2 separate regions of the Homo sapiens genome follow, and region 2 is linked to region 1. A link is an interaction called in ENCODE POLR2A ChIA-PET data of the cell type or tissue named here. Cell type or tissue: OCI-LY7. All regions are shown on one strand.

The links. Peaks named below come from ENCODE experiments on the same cell type or tissue, not always from the same donor. Only the 100,000 strongest peaks of a DNase experiment are listed, where the experiment ranks them.
Region 2: POLR2A ChIA-PET joins it to region 1 with 5 read pairs; 2 of 35 experiments call an interaction of 5 or more read pairs at or near these places.

Annotation. Positions count from the first base shown.
Region 1 is chr6:137,368,950-137,372,949 of GRCh38, reverse strand. No RefSeq gene overlaps it. Among named protein-coding and RNA genes, the nearest start is that of OLIG3, 120 kb to the left of the region's middle. RefSeq lists an enhancer at 1,844-2,013. In OCI-LY7, CTCF peaks have their summits at 1,160 and 1,366 (motif pointing right); DNase peaks (open chromatin) are centred at 1,379 and 1,969; H3K27ac peaks cover 654 bases.
Region 2 is chr6:138,467,229-138,471,228 of GRCh38, reverse strand. All of the region lies in intron 3 of NHSL1 (NHS like 1), which reads left to right. Among named protein-coding and RNA genes, the nearest start is that of NHSL1, 30 kb to the left of the region's middle. In OCI-LY7, no CTCF peak of the experiment used is centred here; no DNase peak of the experiment used is centred here.

The DNA of each region.
Region 1 (4,000 bases):
CTTCTGCTACTGGACTCTGATATGACTAAATGCTGCGAGGTTTTAATGCGTTATGCCAAAGTGTATTTTCTTCAGGTAAAGAAAGCTTTTCATGCTCCACTGACTGTCCATACAATCAACCCTTTCACAGTCTAGAACCTGGAGACTGGGTCTTCTGAGAACATCAAACACTGCCCTTGCCACTCACACTGCAGGAAAACTTTGGGGCCTGGAACATTGAGTTCATAATCTCACTCAGAAGGGCCACTCCAAACTCTTGAAACTGTACACACTTTGGAGACCTTAAGATAAAGCTAGCCAGGGAAGTTTCTCCCCAGAAACAGGTGGCATCCAGACATGGACAGCTTTTCTCCAAGATCACAGATCAAAATTTTTCTGCTATCATAAGACTCTTATCTCTCATTGTTCTCCTTGCTTATGCCTCTATGAACAATGAACTGAAAAGGGGTCTTTTGTGTGCATTCATGAGGTATACTTTTATTCGTGGAGGATTTCTCAGCTAACCTTATACATGAACAAACTTACGCCTTGATGGAGGAAGAAAGGCCACTTTAGGTGAAAAATTTTAGTTGTACATTTGTTGCTTCATAGTTGATCAGAAACAGAATATTGGCCCACTCTTTTTAACTTACATCATAGGTTAAAGAGAACATTGCCAGCATAGGTTAAAGGGAACATTGGCAGGAGACCTTCAGTATTCTAGATGGGCATCATTTGTTAGGTTGCTTTTTCCATGGTTTGGAATAAATGAAGCAATGGTTAGAAATATATCCCTCATAATAGGCTCTATAGCAAATTCTACTGCAAAGGCTATGATTACACAACAGACTTTAAATTCTTTTGTGAAAGTTTTGCTAAATAATAGACTTGTTCTAAATTATTTACTGGCTAAACAGAGAAGTATCTGTGCAGTTCCTGACACTTCTAGTTGCACATAAAGGAATACATTGAGTATCACAGAGATTCAGTTGTAAAAAATTAATAAACAGAACAAGAGGTTTGTTTAAAACAAGTAGACTCTTTATCTAGCTCATTCTTTGATCTATTTGATTTTAGTTGGTTTGGTTCACGGGGATCCTGGCTAAGGAGCAGACTCCAAACTCCTGGCATCGCCCTTCTGATAAACATAATGGTAGTTTCCCTGGTACACTGTATTCTCTCAAATGTTTTAAATGTTTGCATGCAGCCGTCTCTAGAATGTCAAATAGTCTTTCATTGACTGGAGTGACAAAAACTCAAGGACTTGTGTGACCACGAGGACATCATAACCTATAAATGACATGCTAAGACTAGAAACCCAAAATGATGGTAAATGAGAGTGGTGCTAAGGCCCTAAGTTTTGATCACACAGTTGCCTAAATGAGAACCTGACCAAAAGGGGGCGCTTTTTAAACAAAATTTTGGAAGGTCATTGTTTTGGACTGAGCATGTGTACTAGGCCCCGACAGACCAGACCAAACCAAAATGGAGTCACTCATGCTAAATGTAACATAATCAAACTAAAACTTTAGGGAAAGAGATAAATCCTAAAACAAACCAGGTTTTGTTTTCTCCTATAAACAGGATATTCCAACACAAGGAGTTCCCCTCTACTCTTGCCCTCTAAAAAACAGTAAACCAAAGTCCTTATTTCCACCTCACAAAACCTACTGTTCTGCTATTTCCCAGTGGGATTTGAGACAAAATAAGTACATTTATCATGGTGACAGAGTGATATCAATGCCTAAAGTTTTGGTCTATCTCCCAAAATTGAGAGGATGACCAAAAGGTGAGAATTGTTAAATTCAGTCCAGCCTAAGAGTGCCTTTTTGGTTTCTCTGTACATAGTGAACTGTAACCTAATCAGATGTGTAAACAGACTGTAAGCTTTCAAAACAATCATCATGTTTTGGCCAAAGTCAGCCAACTGTTCAAACTGGGTTCAAAAAAGTCAAGCTCCACACTACAGCCAATCTAGCTGTTTCTGTTTCTCACTTCCATTTTCTGTACCTCATTTCCCTTTTTCTGTCCATGTGGCTGTGCTGGAGCCTCCTGAACCTGTTCTGGTTCCTGGCTATGCCTGATTCACAAATCATTCTTTGCTTAATTGAACTGTGTTAAATTTGATTTGTCTAAGGTTTCTTTTCTTTTAACACTGGTTTGCCTGGCTGCTTACACTGTGTTCCACAGCCAGCCATGCAAGGGCCCCAGTCTGCTCCCCATATCTGCTGGGTCCAAACTTGGAACACCTCCAAGGCTGCTCCTACATTACAGACAGATGCCTTCCTATGTGTATTTCAGCCTTCGCTTTTCTCCTTAAGTCCAATTTAATTTTAAAATTTCCAATTATTTCAGGGACTCTACAGAATTTCTGATCCACCTCGGACATCACTTCTTGTTTCTCAGATTTGTTAAAAAAAATTCTTAAATCTGTTATTTTTAGGGTTTAAGGAAGGAAAGGGTGTCTGGAGCTTGTGCTTAGTTGATGATTTTGATCCAATCACAAAGGATCTTTATTGAATAATTTGACAAGATCTAGTGTCTCTAAAGGTTTTTCCAAAAACAGTACATCTCCGTTAACATAATAGTCCCATAAATTAGCTAATTCAGGTGGGTCTGACCCTCATTGTGTGAAAGGAAAATTGGAGTTTCAGAGTGATTACTGCTGTAAAGCACATGGTAATAATACTGACCAGGCTTTATCCTGGGCTTTACAAATGACCCTCACGACAATCCTTTTAGGCATATGTTATTAGTTACAAAATTGAGGAGACAGAGACTCAGAGGCTGGGTAACTTGCCCTGTGGTTACAAAGAGGGTAAATGGCACAGCAGTGTCTCAAATTGGTCTCTTCTGACTCCAGATCTGTGGCTTCCACCCCAAACAGTTGCTTCCTACACAATGTACTGTGCCCAAACTCTGGGCTGCCCACCCAAAGCTCACCAGTTTCTTGCTTCGGAGACTCGGTGGGTATCCACAGCAAAAGACAATCAGATGCTTTGCATAAATCCTTTCTCTAAATACATGTCTTCCAGGCAGGTGGCTGTATTTGCATGGACTCCCTCTCTCCCTTCCAATTAACATCTAGGAGGCATCAAGCTTTAAATCTTCCTCTTGTTTTTAATTGCCTCTAGCCACATTTAGGAGAGATATGATTCCACCAGCTTAGCCCCAATTGTGAATGAGCATAAAACCTTTTCCCAGCTTTTGTACTCATCACTGCAAACTGCTAGGCTTATTGAAAAGGAGAGTGTTTTGTGTTTTGTTTCTGAATTCAGTCCGTTCATAGGCCTGTGAATGTGGCACCACAGCAATAGCGTCGTTCTGCACAGTCAGTGTGTCCATCTCCATCCTCCCCATTCCTTTTTGATGGTGCTGGATTACATCATATTTTTTTCTGTGGATGTCATAACTTACAGTGCTGCTACTAACAAGGTTACATGAAAAAAGCTAAGGTTTGCAGTGAAAATTGATATTGATGTTTCTCCCTACATGATAGTGGTTTTTCAGTTTTAGCTGGTGCTACAGTTTGGATGTGGGTTGTCCCTGCCAAAACTTAGCTGAAACTGAATTTCCAGTGTGGCAGTATTGGGAGATGGAGCCTAGTGAGAGGTGTTTGGGTCATAGGGGAGGATCCTTCATGAATATGTTAATGCTTTCCTGCTGGAGTCAATGAGTTTTGGCTCCCTCACTCCAGGAATGAAATCGTTCTCAAGAGAGTAGGTTGTTTGAAAGAATCTGGCTTCCTCAGTTTCCCTCTCTTGCTTCCTCTGCCTTTGCACACACCTGCTCCCCCAGCCCTCTGCCCTCTGCTGTGAGTGGAAGCAGCATGAAGCCCTCACCAGATGCAGCTGCACAATCTTGGATTTTTTAGCCACCAGAATTGTGAGTCAAATAAACCTCTTTTCTTTCTCAATTACCCTGCCTTAGGTCTTCTGTTAATAGCAATACAAAATGGACTAAGACGGTTGGCCATTGGAACAGAGCTTTAAAACACAGAGATGCCTGGTTTCATCCTGTT
Region 2 (4,000 bases), 1.1 Mb before region 1:
GGAGAATGGAAAAATAATTTCTAAATTCTCACATAGCTCTTTGCTTACCATGACACTCAACTCTGAGGGAAGTTAGCCTCTGCATTAGTTTCTACTCCTCTGTACCATTGCCACGGACCCCGATGGCCAAGCAGCCCTCTCCCAGATGTGTGTGAGAGGGTCGACAAATCACCCCCTAGAAAACAGGCTCCTATCCTGCTGAAAATGAGTGCGAAGAAAATGGTCGTGTATAAGGGAATATATATAAAAGTCATCCTTTATATGATGTGATATGTCATGACATCCCAGTAAACACAAATGTTTCCGTAATAATTACCTTAGTGTGATTTGCTGGCACTGGCATCACTAGACCAGGAATGAGAAGTTGACTGTGGGACCCTTGACAGGTCTCCTTGGGACCCACAGCGTCCTTCTTTTTGTGAAAGGGAGGAGGTAGACAGTGGGGAGGACCTGCCTGGTGTTTGTGGGAGGAGAGCTATTTTCTGGGGTCCCTCCCAACCCTCTCCAAGTTACAGTGTCTGCCCTCATGGCTTTCCTATATTTGGTCTCTTACAAAAGCACCAGCCACTTTCAAATCTTAACTTTCTTTGCTGCTATAAAATTTTTGTTACTTTTGTGATTTTTAAAAATCCAGGTTTGATTGGGCGTGGTGGCTCACACCTGTAATCCCAGCACTTTGGGAGGCCACGGTGGCCAGATCACTTGAACTCAGGAATTCAAGACCAGCCTGGGCAATGTAGCAAGACCTTGTCTCTACAGAAAATAGAACAAAAACTAGCTGGGTGTGGTAGCGCACCTGTAGTGCCACCTACTCGGGAGGCTAAGGTGGGAGGATTGCTTAAGCCCGGGAAGTCAAGGCTACAGTGAGACGTGTTTGCACCACTGCACTCCAGCCTGGGCAACTGGGTGAGACCCTTTCTCAAAAAATAAAAATAAAAATTCAGGTTAATCTTGTTCTCGGGTAAAAGTATTTTGAAATCCTTGGAATATATCATTAGAGATATTTATGGGGAACTTGTATTTTTCCTTTTCTTAAATAAGTAGAACCAAGTTGAAGTATATTAGAAAAATGTTAAATCATTAGATCTGAATGTCATCTCAAGGCAATCTCTGTTAAGAAATTGGTTTCAGAATAAAATAAATATCAAATTATTTTATCAAATATATATTAATTAGACATTATTATATACTAATTAAATATCAGCTAACAAATTATACTATCATAATAGCTAACTGCCTTCTTCCCCTTCCTGCCTCCCCCACTCCCTTCTTTCCTTAACATTCTTCTCTTTGAGCTACCTCATTCAGTGTTGTATTAACCATTTCTTGATTCTGTGGAGCATCAAAAAAGCCACTTGCCACCCACTATAACGTAGCCAATTCGATGACCTTAGGGCATGTTTTCCATCCTTTTGCTTATTCCTCATGATTCGATTAATTGCAGCACTCTGTTTTTTGTGTTTTTGTTGTTGTTGTTGTTTTGTTTTTTGTTTTTGAGACAGGATCTCACTCTGTTGAGTCTGTTGCCCAGGCTGGAGTGCAGTGGCGCAGTCACGGTTCACTGTAGCCTCAACCTCCTGGGTTCAAGTGATCCTCCTGCCTCAGCCTCCCGAGTAGCTGAGATTACAGGTACACATCACCACGCCCAGCTGATTCTTGTATTTTTTTGTAGAGATGGGGTGTTGCCATGTTGCCCAGGCTGGTCTGGAACTCCTGGGCTCAAGCAGTCTGCCTGCTTTGGCCTCCCAAAGTTCTAGGCTTACAGGCGTGAGTCATCGCGCTCAGCCTTGTTCTTCTTAACTATATAAAGTTAACAAGTCTTAGTGCTGCTGTCAGTGACAAAGATCCTGAAATTGGTGTGGAAATTAAACGCATAAGCCTTATGTTTTCTCTACCGCTTCCTGCAGGTCCCTCTACGTAACTCATGTGCGAATGTCTTCAGGTTGAAGTGAGGGTTTCATTTGTGTGCATCCGCATAGTACGTGATTGGCTGCTTAGTTGGCTTATTTATTCAACAGTAATTCTTTGAGTTATTGCTACTAAGTAAATATTTGCCCTGAGTCCAAATCTTTATTAATCTTCATGGCCCTTCCTGCCATTCACTAGGTCACTGTGATGCACGGATGCATCCAAGCTGTACAGCCAGCAGTGGTGGTCATTTAGGACCCAGAAACACTCCTCACCCCTCTGTAATGTGTTCTGAAAAAGAGCTCCTTCAAGCACAAAATTATAATTCCTTTGCAAAATAAGGACTTATTGATCACCTTCTATGTGCCAGAGACTATTCTAGGTGTTGGAGATGTAACAGTAAAGCAAATGCAAGAAATCTCTGTCTTTGATGGAGCTTTGATTTCACGGGGAGGCACTAAGAGCAAATACAGTCATGCATTGTGTAATGACAGGGATACATGCTGAGAAATGCATTGTTAGGTGATTGGTCATTGTACAAATATCATAGGGTATACTTACACAAACCTAGACGGTACAGCCTACTACACACCTAGGCTAGATGGGATAGCCCAGTGGCCCCCAGCTTTTTTGTCACCAAGGACCAGTTTCATGGAAGACTATTTTTTCATGGACCAGACTGGGGTGGGTGGGGCAGTTTTGGGATGAAACTGTTCCATGTCAGATCATCAGACATTAGTTAGAGTCTCATAAGGAGCGCACAACCTAGATCCCTCACATGCACAGTTCACAATAGGGTTTGCGCTCCTATGAGAATCTAATGCTGCCGCTGATCTGACAGGAGGCGGAGCTCAGGCAGTAATGCTTGCTTGACTGCCGCTCACCTCCTGCTGTTCAGCCCAGTTCCTAACAGGCCACAGATGGGTACAAGTGCACGGCCTTGGGGCTGGGGACCCCCGGTATATAGCCTGTTGCTCCTAGGCTACAGCATGTTATTATACTGAATACTCTAGATAATTGTAACATAATGGTGAGCATTTGTGTATCTGAACCTAGGAAAGGCACAATAAAAATGCAGCAGAAATGATGAAAAATGGTACACCTCAATAGGGCACTTACCATGAATGGAGCTTGCAGGACTGGAAGTTGCTCTGGGTGAGTCAGTGAGTGTGGTGAGTGAATGTGAAGGCCTAGGGCATTATTGTACACTATTGCAGGCTTTATAAATACTGCACACTTAGGCTGCACCACATTTACAAAGAAAAATTTTTCTAGCCAGTTTCAGTGGCTCACACCTGTAATCCCAGCACTCTGAGAGGCCAAGGTGGGAGGATTGCATGAGTCCAGGAATTCAAGACTAGCCTGGGCAACAAACTGAGAACCCATCTCTACAAAAAAGAAATATGTTTCTTTCTTCAATAGTAAATTAGCCTTAGCTTATTGTAACTTTTTTACTTTGTAAGCTTTTAAATTTTTTAAACTTTTTGACTGTTTTGTAATAACACAGCTTAAAACATAAATACATTGTATAGCTGTACAAAGATATTTTCTTTATATCCTTATTATGTAACCATTTTTCTATTTAAAATGTTTTCCTTTTTAAACTTTTTTATTAAACACTAAGACACAAGCACACATATTAGCCTTGGCCTACACAGGATACAGGGTCAGCAGCATCAATATCACTGTCTTCCCCTCCACATCTTGTCCTACTGGAAGTTCCTCGGGGCAATAACACCCATGAAGCTGTTATCTCCTATGATAACAATACCCACTTCTGGAATATTTTCTGAAGGACCGGCCTGAGGCTGTTTTACAGTTAAGTTTTTTTCATAAGTAGGAATACCTTCTAAAATAACAAAAAATACTGGCCGGGCGTGGTGGCTTACGCCTGTAATCCCAGCACTTTGGGAGGCCGAGGCGGGCGGATCATGAGGTCAGGAGATCGAGACCATCCTGGCTAACACGGCAAAACCCCGTCTCTACTAAAAATACAAAAAATTAGCCAGGCGAGGTGGCGGGCACCTGCGGTCCCAGCTACTCGGGAGGCTGAGGCAGGAGAATGGCGTGAACCCGGGGGGCGGAGCCGGCA